Regions from separate parts of the Homo sapiens genome. Here region 2 is linked to region 1. The links are chromatin contacts, found by POLR2A ChIA-PET in ENCODE. All regions are on one chromosome and are shown on one strand. The core of a region is the stretch at or near the end of the contact, and the rest is flanking DNA. Distances in the headings are between cores, read along the strand shown.

What was found. ChIA-PET counts read pairs that join two places held with the same protein, here RNA polymerase II (POLR2A).
Region 2: POLR2A ChIA-PET joins it to region 1 with 11 read pairs in AG04450. The contact joins two enhancer-like sites. POLR2A ChIA-PET finds 5 or more read pairs at or near these places in 2 of 52 experiments (AG04449 and AG04450).

The regions. Positions count from the first base shown.
Region 1 is chr3:131,901,728-131,906,953 of GRCh38, reverse strand. CPNE4 (copine 4) reads left to right here. Exons shown (of 16, transcript NM_130808.3): 2 at 1,510-1,690. The coding sequence starts at 1,511. Among named protein-coding and RNA genes, the nearest start is that of MIR5704, 82 kb to the left of the region's middle. Within about 2 kb of position 2,858, at least 2 of the 41 ENCODE cell types and tissues checked have a DNase peak (open chromatin) inside an H3K27ac peak, as active enhancers do.
Region 2 is chr3:132,133,780-132,139,005 of GRCh38, reverse strand. No RefSeq gene overlaps it. Among named protein-coding and RNA genes, the nearest start is that of TRC-GCA6-1, 93 kb to the left of the region's middle. Within about 2 kb of position 2,870, at least 5 of the 41 ENCODE cell types and tissues checked have a DNase peak (open chromatin) inside an H3K27ac peak, as active enhancers do.

The DNA of each region.
Region 1 (5,226 bases), core at 1,609-4,108:
ACCAGTTAGAATGGCAATCATTAAAAAGTCAGGAAACAACAGGTGCTGGAGAGGATGTGGAGAAATAGGAACACTTTTACACTGTTGGTGGGACTGTAAACTAGTTCAACCATTGTGGAAGTCAGTGTGGCGATTCCTCAGGGATCTAGAACTGGAAATACCATTTGACCCAGCCATCCCATTACTGGGTATATACCCAAAGGACTATAAATCATGCTGCTATAAAGACACATGCACACGTATGTTTATTGCGGCACTATTCACGATAGCAAAGACTTGGAAACAACCCAAATGTCCAACAATGATAGACTGGATTAAGAAAATGTGGCACATACACACCATGGAATACTATGCAGCCATAAAAAATGATGAGTTCATGTCCTTTGTAGGGACATGGATGAAGCTGGAAACCATCATTCTCAGTAAACTATCGCAAGAACAAAAAACCAAACACCGCGTGTTCTCACTCAGGTGGGAACTGAACAATGAGAACACATGGACACAGGAAGGGCAACATCATACTCTGGGGACTGTTGTGGGGTGGGGGGAGGGGGGGAGGGATAGCATTAGGAGATATACCTAATGCTAAATGATGAGTTAATGGGTGCAGCACAGCGGCATGGCACATGTATACATATGTAACTAACCTGCACATTGTGCCCATGTACCCTAAAACTTAAAGTATAATAATAATAAAACAAAAAAACAAAAACAAAATAAAACAAAACAAAACAACAACAACAAAAAAAAACAAAAAATAAAATAAAGGATATCACATGGAAATGGGCAGGGGGCCTGCAGTGCTTAAATGTAGCTGCTGTTTCCACAAGTTCAGAATAGGAAGCTTTGTGCTTTTCCTCCCCATCACTTTCCCCCTTTTGATTCTGAATTCTGATATGGCAGGTGGGAGTGGGAAAGGGAAAGGTGAGAATGGGCTAGTGCATTTGGGCACAGGGATTCAGATGCTGGGCCTCTGTCTTGGAGCTGGCTTGCTGAGAGCATTTTGAGAAGAGGGCAAAGTTTTAGGGGTGGGAAATATGGCTGTTTCTTCAGAAAGAACAATATACTTCTCCATGCCATCACATAGGAGTTGAGTTGGATTTTTAGTCTTGAAAACTTGAGATGTGATTAAATTGATGAACCAACAAATCTGTACAATTTCACACAAGCCATACACTTATTGAAGAGCTGGATTACAGTTTGCAGCCTATTGAACTAATTCATTAATTTTATTTCACAGGCTAAAAATTTTACTATGCAAATGTATGCAAATCATACAAGAAAGTAGTGTTCTTAACCAAGTGCAGCAGCACCTGTTTTTTGTTTGTTTGTTTCCTTTGATTTGTTTCACTGGAACTGTGTCACTGGGTTGGAAAGTGAGATAAATACCTTCAATGTTTGAAACTGTGTGTCAAACAATTTTCTGAAGGGTGATTGGGAGGCTTTCTCCTTTGACAAATATTGCAGTGATTGGCACTTCTTTTTTATTCTTTTACTTGCCTAAAACAGAATGAAGAAGATGAGCAACATTTATGAGTCCGCTGCCAACACACTGGGAATCTTTAACAGCCCCTGCCTGACCAAAGTTGAGCTGCGTGTGGCGTGCAAAGGCATTTCTGACAGAGATGCCCTTTCCAAACCAGACCCCTGTGTCATCCTCAAGATGCAGTCTCATGGGCAGTGGTTTGAGGTAGGCATGTCCAATGAAATGGACAGAACCATGGCTGGATGATTGGCTCAAAAATGTTTTGATATTTTATATCTTCAGGTGGTTTATTTTGATGAAATAAGAAATTTGAGAAGTGAATATGATCACATTTCTATCATGATGTTTTGATGTTGCTGTTTTGATGTTGTGGATATTTTGACATTTACCCTTAATTCATGAGCCTAAGACTTTTTAGGTGTTTTTGTTAATTACCAAGAAATACTCACAATATACTCTTCATCCCATGCCTACTCATTGGCAACACACAGGTAGCAAGAGGACCAGGAACAGACGTGAACCCAGACCCCAGACTGGGCCGGGGTGAGAAAGTTCCAAAAACTGGTTCCAGAGACAAAGTCTTGTGGCCAAGGCAGAGTTCAGATTAGACTTAATAAGAATTTTGGGAATGGTAGCTTTGAGGAAACAGGTTTTAGGGGGTTGAGAGAGAAGTGACTACTCAGATGGAATGAGCTCAGTAGATGACAGTCCTATCCATAGGTCCCGAATTGAAAGAGGGAACCAAGAGGACAGGTATGAGCAAGTCAGTCCCATGAAATCTCTGTCTGCAGTAGAGGGGCAAACTCCACTTTTGGGAGCTGGGCTGGGCTACTTACTATCCAGGGTAACTGGCCAGAACTGAGGAGTAGGGACAAAGACTGAAGTCCAGTTCTCTGACCAAGCCCAAAACAGGGTGACTGTTGGACAGAGCTGACCCAGGACAAATCGTAGATCTATAGAGAAACATAAACTCTTGTTGTGGACCCAAGAGAGCCACGTGGGAACCCAACAACGATAATTAAACCCAGTCTTCAGGACTGAAGAAGTGACTCGTTCTAAGCCGCATGGGTTTATGGGGCTGAGTGGGATGGTTACCTCAGTCTGAGTTGGTTGAGGACTGGAGAAAGATGAATCCTGCATGTGGAAATCATGAGTAGATTCAGAAGTAAGGAGATGGGGATGGCAGAAATAGGAGGAACGGGCTGGGGGCCTACAAGCTCATAAGGCCAGCATGCAGTTTTAACCAGCTTTGGAAGGTAGCAAAACCACATTCAGACATCCCCCAAGACTCATGTGTAAAATATCCACTTGGAATGTTTCCTAACACACACTGTTTGCTGTGCTTGTGCAAGGCAGCTGCTCCTTTGGCAGTGGTGTGAATGGAATGACATTTCTGTGAGTCATTCTTCAAAGAGCGATGGGCCCCCACGTTGTTAAGAGATGACTTGGGTTTTTACAAAAAGTTTATTCTGGGAAGGATTTATTCATTTTTGTGCCTGCTAGACTCTAACTGATCACGGACCCAGTGGAGAGAAGCTCTAGGAAAAACAGTGGGGTTCTTTGTATCAACTGTGCTACACTTGGCGAGATGTTTCTCTGACTAATGGTGGTACCTGGGGAAGAACAAGGGGACACATCATGAAATATTTATTTTTTGGAGCAAGAACTTGAAACAATATGACCTAAACTTTACTGGGTACTTTTTAAGTGCCAGGCACTAGTCTGGCACTAAATTACCAGTTTAGTTCTTTCAAAAATTCTATGAGATATTATCCCCATTTTACAGGCAAGGAAATGGAAAGACAAAAAGATTAAGGATTTTCCCAAGAGCAGTCAGCTTGTAAGTGGAAAAGCTAATATTTAAACCCATACATTGGAGCTCCAGAAACTGAGATCTTTATTGCTATTTTATAATTGTGCTGGACACTGGTATCAGTCTTTGGTGGTTTGTGTGGCAATATTTTAGGTTGAATTCCGCAGCTAGGTTTTTTTTGTTTATTTAAAAATCCAAACAAATTGGATAAGGACTGATTTTAAGTTTGTCTGTTTTTTTTTTCCTTTTTTGCATCTAGGTACCTAGTCTAAGTAAGCCTTGTTTTTAAAGATCTAGCTGATGTGAATGGAGAAATAGGGAGGAGAAGAGGATGTAGCAGAGGAAGCAGTTCTTATTCTAAGAAAATAAAGTACTCAGAATAAGGGATTTGAAGCCATGCTGATCAGAGCACAAATAGACCTGTTTTGGATCCCTTGGACCAAATTCTTTAAGCCTTCAATACTATGCTCACCTGTTTATAAGCAGCCGGAAGGTGTCCCTCTAAGAGACAGTCTTCCACTCTATAGGAGAAAGAAGGTTCAAAAGACCCGAGAGTCAGCATGTTTAATTGTATGTAGATATGTGATATCAGCCACTTCTCTGAAAGAAAGGCTTGATAGCAGTTAGTGAGCAGGTGAAATTTAGGTGAGGAGTCAACATACACAGAAAATGAATGCTGATAGGCAGATTGGGGAATCTTAATTTAACTTCAGGCCTATCGAAGGCTTAGAATGTAAATATAAAACAGTATTCATGGGTGTCTTAATACATAGTATCTTTTTTTTCCCTTCTAAATATTCTCATTGACTTTGTTAGTCTCATTATTTTTTATTTAACAAAACTAAATGGAATGCCTACATTATAAAAAAGTAACTCCTTGGAAATTACAGGCAAGAAATCCATCTACTTCTAACCCGTTAACATAATTCAACTATTATTTGTACATATTTATTTTAGTCTTTTTCTTCTGGCATGCATATTCTCATATGATTATTATCATGCTTGTAAAATTTTCTTTCCTAATTTTATTGCTTAGTAGTATGTGCTTTTCCTCACATTGCTACAATATTGATCATTGTAATTTCAAAGCTGCATAATATCCCATCAACTGGATTTAAATTCATCAATTTTTTCACTTTGAAATTCCTTCCAGATATACCCTATTTTAAGTAATACTGCAATAAACATCTTTGTGCTTGAGGATTTTCCCTTCTTTTTGGATGAGTTCCTACAATAGATTCTGTTAAGTAGAACTGGTGGGACAAATAATAGGAAGCTTTTGAGGCTTTTGATACATATTGTCAAATAATTTTTCCAAAGCGTCCTATTAAACTATAGCACACAGCTACCACAAACTTTGCCACCCGTGCACAGTGATAAGAACCTTGTGCCACAGTGTAAATTGATTCACGGCTTCCTTTACCTAGAAAGTCTCACTCTATAACCATTAATATCAGCTTAATTGCTAGCATGCTTAATCATATGGTTCATTGATATTGTGGTACTTCTAGAAGCAGTTTAGCAAATTTTGCTCTCTTAACAATATACAGTAAGGATATAATAATAATAATAATAATAAAACCAAAGTGCATGCCAGGTGGCTAAGAGAAATAATTAGATAATTAGTAACAAAGAAGCTGCAAATACTGAAAACCTAAATAGGGGCTGTGAAGAAACCCAGGGATGAACAACAGGAACTCTGCTTAGGGCTGGAGCAGTCATGTGTTGGAGTCAGCTTATATAGTCTCCTGAGAGCACACTGTTAAATATTCAGGAATTTTGCAAGTCAGGGAGTATTTACACCACAGACACTGGCAAATGTTTCAAATTAAGGGTTCTCTCCTTTCCCCAACCCTCTAAGGGAGCCAGCACTCCTCTGGGTGACAGGGACAAAAGGAGAAGATGGTAGTCCCAGAACCAAACAGCT
Region 2 (5,226 bases), core at 1,621-4,120, 230 kb before region 1:
GTGTGTCTCTGCACGTGAGATGGATTTCCTGAATACAGCACACTGATGGGTCTTGACTCTTTATCCAATTTGCCAGTCTGTGTCTTTTAATTGGAACATTTAGTCCATTTACATTTAAAGTTAATAGTGTTATGTGTGAATTTGATCCTGTCATTATGATGTTAGCTGGTTATTTTGCTCGTTAGTTGATGTAGTTTCTTCCTAGTCTCGATGGTCTTTACATTTTGGCATGATTTTGCAGCGGCTGGTACCGGTTGTTCCTTTCCATGTTTAGCACTTCCTTCAGGAGCTCTTTTAGGGCAGGCCTGGTGGTGACAAAATCTCTCAGCATTTGCTTGTCTGTAAAGTATTTTATTTCTCCTTCACTTATGAAGCTTAGTTTGGCTGGATATGAGATTCTTGGTTGAAAATTCTTTTCTTTAAGAATGTTGAATATTGGCCCCCACTCTCTTCTGGCTTGTAGGGTTTCTGCCGAGAGATCCGCTGTTAGTCTGATGGGCTTCCTTTTGAGGGTAACCCGACCTTTCTCTCTGGCTGCCCTTAACATTTTTTCCTTCATTTCAACTTTGGTGAATCTGACAATTATGTGTCTTGGAGTTGCTCTTCTCGAGGAGTATCTTTGTGGAGTTCTCTGTATTTCCTGAATCCGAACGTTGGCCTGCCTTGCTAGATTGGGGAAATTCTCCTGGATAATATCCTGCAGAGTGTTTTCCAACTTGGTTCCATTCTCCCCATCACTTTCAGGTACACCAATCAGACGTAGATTTGGTCTTTTCACATAGTCCCATATTTCTTGGAGGCTTTGCTCATTTCTTTTTATTCTTTTTTCTCTAAACTTTCCTTCTCGCTTCATTTCATTCATTTCATCTTCCATCGCTGATACCCTTTCTTCCAGTTGATCGCATCGGCTCCTGAGGCTTCTGCATTCTTCACGTAGTTCTCGAGCCTTGGTTTTCAGCTCCATCAGCTCCTTTAAGCACTTCTATGTATTGGTTATTCTAGTTATACATTCTTCTAATTTTTTTTCAAAGTTTTCAACTTCTTTGCCTTTGGTTTGAATGTCCTCCCGTAGCTCAGAGTAATTTGATCGTCTGAAGCCTTCTTCTCTCAGCTCGTCAAAGTCATTCTCCGTCCAGCTTTGTTCCCTTGCTGGTGAGGAGCTGCGTTCCTTTGGAGGAGGAGAGGCACTCTGATTTTTAGAGTTTCCAGTTTTTCTGTTCTGTTTTTTCCCCATCTTTGTGGTTTTATCTACTTTTGGTCTTTGATGATGGTGATGTACAGATGGGTTTATGGTGTGGATGTCCTTTCTGTTTGTTAGTGTTCCTTCTAACAGACAGGACCCTCAGCTGCAAGTCTGTTGGAGTACCCTGCAGTGTGAGGTGTCAGTGTGCCCCTGCTGGAGGGTGCCTCCCAGTTAGGCTGCTTGGGGGTCAGGGGTCAGGGACCCACTTGAGGAGGCAGTCTGCCCGTTCTCAGATCTCCAGGTGCATACTGGGAGAACCACTGCTCTCTTCAAAGCTGTCAGACATGGACATTTAAGTCTGCAGAGGTTACTGCTGTCTTTTTGTTTGTCTGTACCCTTCCCCCAGAGGTGGAGCCTACAGAGGCAGGCAGGCCTCCTTGAGCTGTGGTGGGCTCCACCCAGTTCGAGCTTCCCTGCTGCTTTGTTTACCTAAACAAGCCTGGGCAATGGTGGGCGCCCCTCCCCCAGCCTCGCTGCCGCCTTGCAGTTTGATCTCAGACTGCTGTGCTAGCAATCAGCGAGACTCGGTGGGCGTAGGACCCTCCGAGCCAGGTGCGGGATATAATCTCGTGGTGCACCTTTAAGCCCATCGGAAAAGCGCAGTATTCGGGTGGGAGTGACCCGATTTTCCAGGTGCCGTCCGTCACCCCTTTCTTTGATTAGGAAAGGGAACTCCCTGACCCCTTGCGCTTCCCGAGGGAGGCAATGTCTCACCCTGCTTTGGCCTGCGCACGGTGCGCGCACCCACTGACCTGCGCCCACTGTCTGGCACTCCCTAGTGAGATGAACCCAGTACCTCAGATGGAAATGCAGAAATCACCCATCTTCTGCGTCGCTCAGGCTGGGAGCTGTACCTGTTCATTGTTTTGATCAGACTCACTATGTAGGTTTTTCCTGCTCTTTTTATTAACTATCAGCATATGATCTGCAAACACGATTTTTAATATTGCTTTATAGTTATACCATAATTTATTTCATATTTTAATTTTGGGGCAGTTATATTGGTTTCATTTTTTGATATTATGAACAATACTGCAATAAGCATCTTTGTACAGAAATCTTTTTGCATGTTTCTGGTTTGTCAGACTAAATTCTTACAGTGGGGGTGATAAATTGAAGGTTTTAAGAATATTAACATATATTATTAAATGAGGACAGTTATGTTTTGAGAGTGGAATCCTTAGGCTAAAGGAATGAAAGTCCTTCAGTGGAATTGCGGGCATTGGACCACTGTCAGTGACGGGGAAGAGGGAGAGAAAACAGTGATGTGAAACATCAGTCTCCCTGGAAAGCACACTGGCTTTCAGAAGGTCTCAGGAGTAGAGTTACCAGACCAGGAGGGCAAGGGGGTTGCAGACCTAGAAGGTTAAAGAGAAGAAACCAAAGATTCATCCTGAAGGGAGAAACTTTGCCTACATTTAATCCACACAGAGAGAGGGTAGCTTTGAGCTGCTTGCATAGCTTGAGGCTGCAGTCATGATCCCAGTCCCTCCTGAGGCTGCTGAGAGGAGGAGAGTGACTAGTCCTTGTTAGCATTTACCCAAAATGAGTCATGGAGAGAGAAATACACATTAGCAGGTTGAGTCTAAGCTACAATTGGCTCCAGGGACAAAGCTTCCCATTCTCAGCTGCTTCTCATTCCAGACATCTTAATTCTCCCTTGTTCCCTGGGTGAGGCATTAACTACACAGTCCGGGGTTGCTGATGAACTCTGTGTGCCACCAGAAAAGAAGCAGGCTAGTTGATTCTATCTTTTCTGGGTGGCAGTTCTCTCTCTCATGACCTATTAAGAATCCTGGAGGTGCTTTTGAAAGCCTGCTGTGGCCTGGGACCAGCTTTTGTCTCTTAAATGAAAGACGCAAACGGAATGGTATCACTTTCAGAAGGCCACTGGCAAGGGGGAAAGCTGGGAGGACTTGGTGCTTCTCAGGAAGCCTGGGGTCACAGGCCAGGCAGGTTATTGACCAGAGAGGTAGAGGGATGTATTCTGCCAAGATTGTGTGGGGTGAGTCGCTGCTGTAGAATACTAATAGCTTCTTAAGCAGGGATACAAATCCCTCAGTGGAAGGGGTGTTATTGTTGCAATGAGAAAATTCATTATCAAATGTTATACTTCAAGTAAGAGAAGGAAAGAAGAAAATGAATATTTATTGAGCTTTTATTAAATACTAGGACCCTGCTTGGCATTGAACTTGCACCTTCTCATGTAGCCTGCAACCTGCTCTATGAGGTAGGTTTGTAAATAATATAAAAGCTCATTTATAAATGTGAGGAAATTGAGTTTCAGAGAGGCTATGCTGCTTGCTGAGGTCACAGAGGTTGGGGTAGGAACCAGGAAACAGAAGTGTGGCTGATGCCTCTATAAATAAATAATGTATATAGAAATGCATAAAAAATGCAGGGCCCTAAGATTTTGAAAAATAAATAATATATAAATTTAAAAGTTCAACATTTAGGTGCACTTTATTGAGGTATAATTTACATAATGTCAAAATTTATTCATTGTAAGAGTACAATAAGTAGTTTTAGTAAATTGATAGAAAATGTACCAATACCACCACAACTCAGTTTTTGAATATTTTTATCAAGTATACTTTCTTTTATGAAATAAGGCTGTGTCTGAAATGGTGGATAGAGAAAATAATATAATTGCTGACATTATCTTTTCTAGATTCTAGAGGAAGGAAGAGGCTGTGGGTGCAGGGAACAGGTACCCACTATAGCTTCTTAGAGCAAAGCAAAGTGAGATTTCCAGAAGGGTGATTCTAAAAATCAGTGATGGCCCATATGGCATCACTTAAGGGGCTATGAAATAAACTGTGTGGAGGTCTCCTGGCATTGGTTAAGTAGATGTGCAGCATTAACACTTTCAAGTTATTGGCCTGCTGTTATAAAATTCCACTTATATTTATGTCAAACTTAGACATTCCAGGATATTGAAACATTTAGATGTAGAAAGTTGAGATCATGACTCAGTGTTTATTGTTCTTTCCTTGCCTACCTCTTGCATGCCTTTCTGGTTTCGGCTGAGACATCATTTCCTCTTGGCAGCTATCTCTGACCTTATTTTCCCCTCTTCCCAAGTATATTCCCAATATAATACTGTAATTATTGCTGTCATATTATTTAAAACTCTGTAGTATATTGCCCTTTTACCTCAATTCTTCCCAATTAGATTCTAAACTAACTGAAGGCACAGGAAATCCTCCCTCCCCCTTCAGTAGTGCAGAATTCACTTTGATTTCATTTCACTTCTAGTTTACCTAGAGAATTGGAAAGGCATAATAATCACATATTATATCACATTGAAATTTTGCTAGAAGGGGGCTAGAGAAGATTGATTGCAAAGTGTTAGAACCCACTGCTGTCTAAAGGCTAAAAATATATCAGAAAAGAGTATAAAATATTTCTGAATATTTGATATAGTTACATGAGACAAGGCTAAGGTGGTGTTGGTGGGGTTTTGGGGATGGGAGTAGTTTAAGAAGGAAGTTTCCAGTTATAAAAATAATACTTCATAAAGTCACATATGTAGTATAGGATCCCCTAAACTTCTGGATTATTTAGAAATTATTTATCTTCCCCACCCTTTGAATCCCAGAAATTTTGAAACTTTCCTAGATATTTAACATTCGACAATAGTTTTAAGCACTGACCCTGAATTTTCATTTGATTTAATTTTGTTTAACTCCAGACCTCATTTTTTTGATATTTAAAAATGTATAATATGTTGCCTGAAAAAATGACTTTCTCATATGACATTTGCAAATGTTCTATCCATAGCAATTAGATTTTCTTTTGGCCGCCATTTAACTGTATGTTTCAACTAAATGAATGTCTGGAGTTTTATTTTAAATATGAAATTTGATGCTAGTAATTATTTAACCTCTGAAGTTCTTGTTGTAATATATTTCTTAATCTTCTTGTACTCTCTATACTCTTTGTGATAGACTCTTCAGCTGATGTGTATTTAAATAACAGTT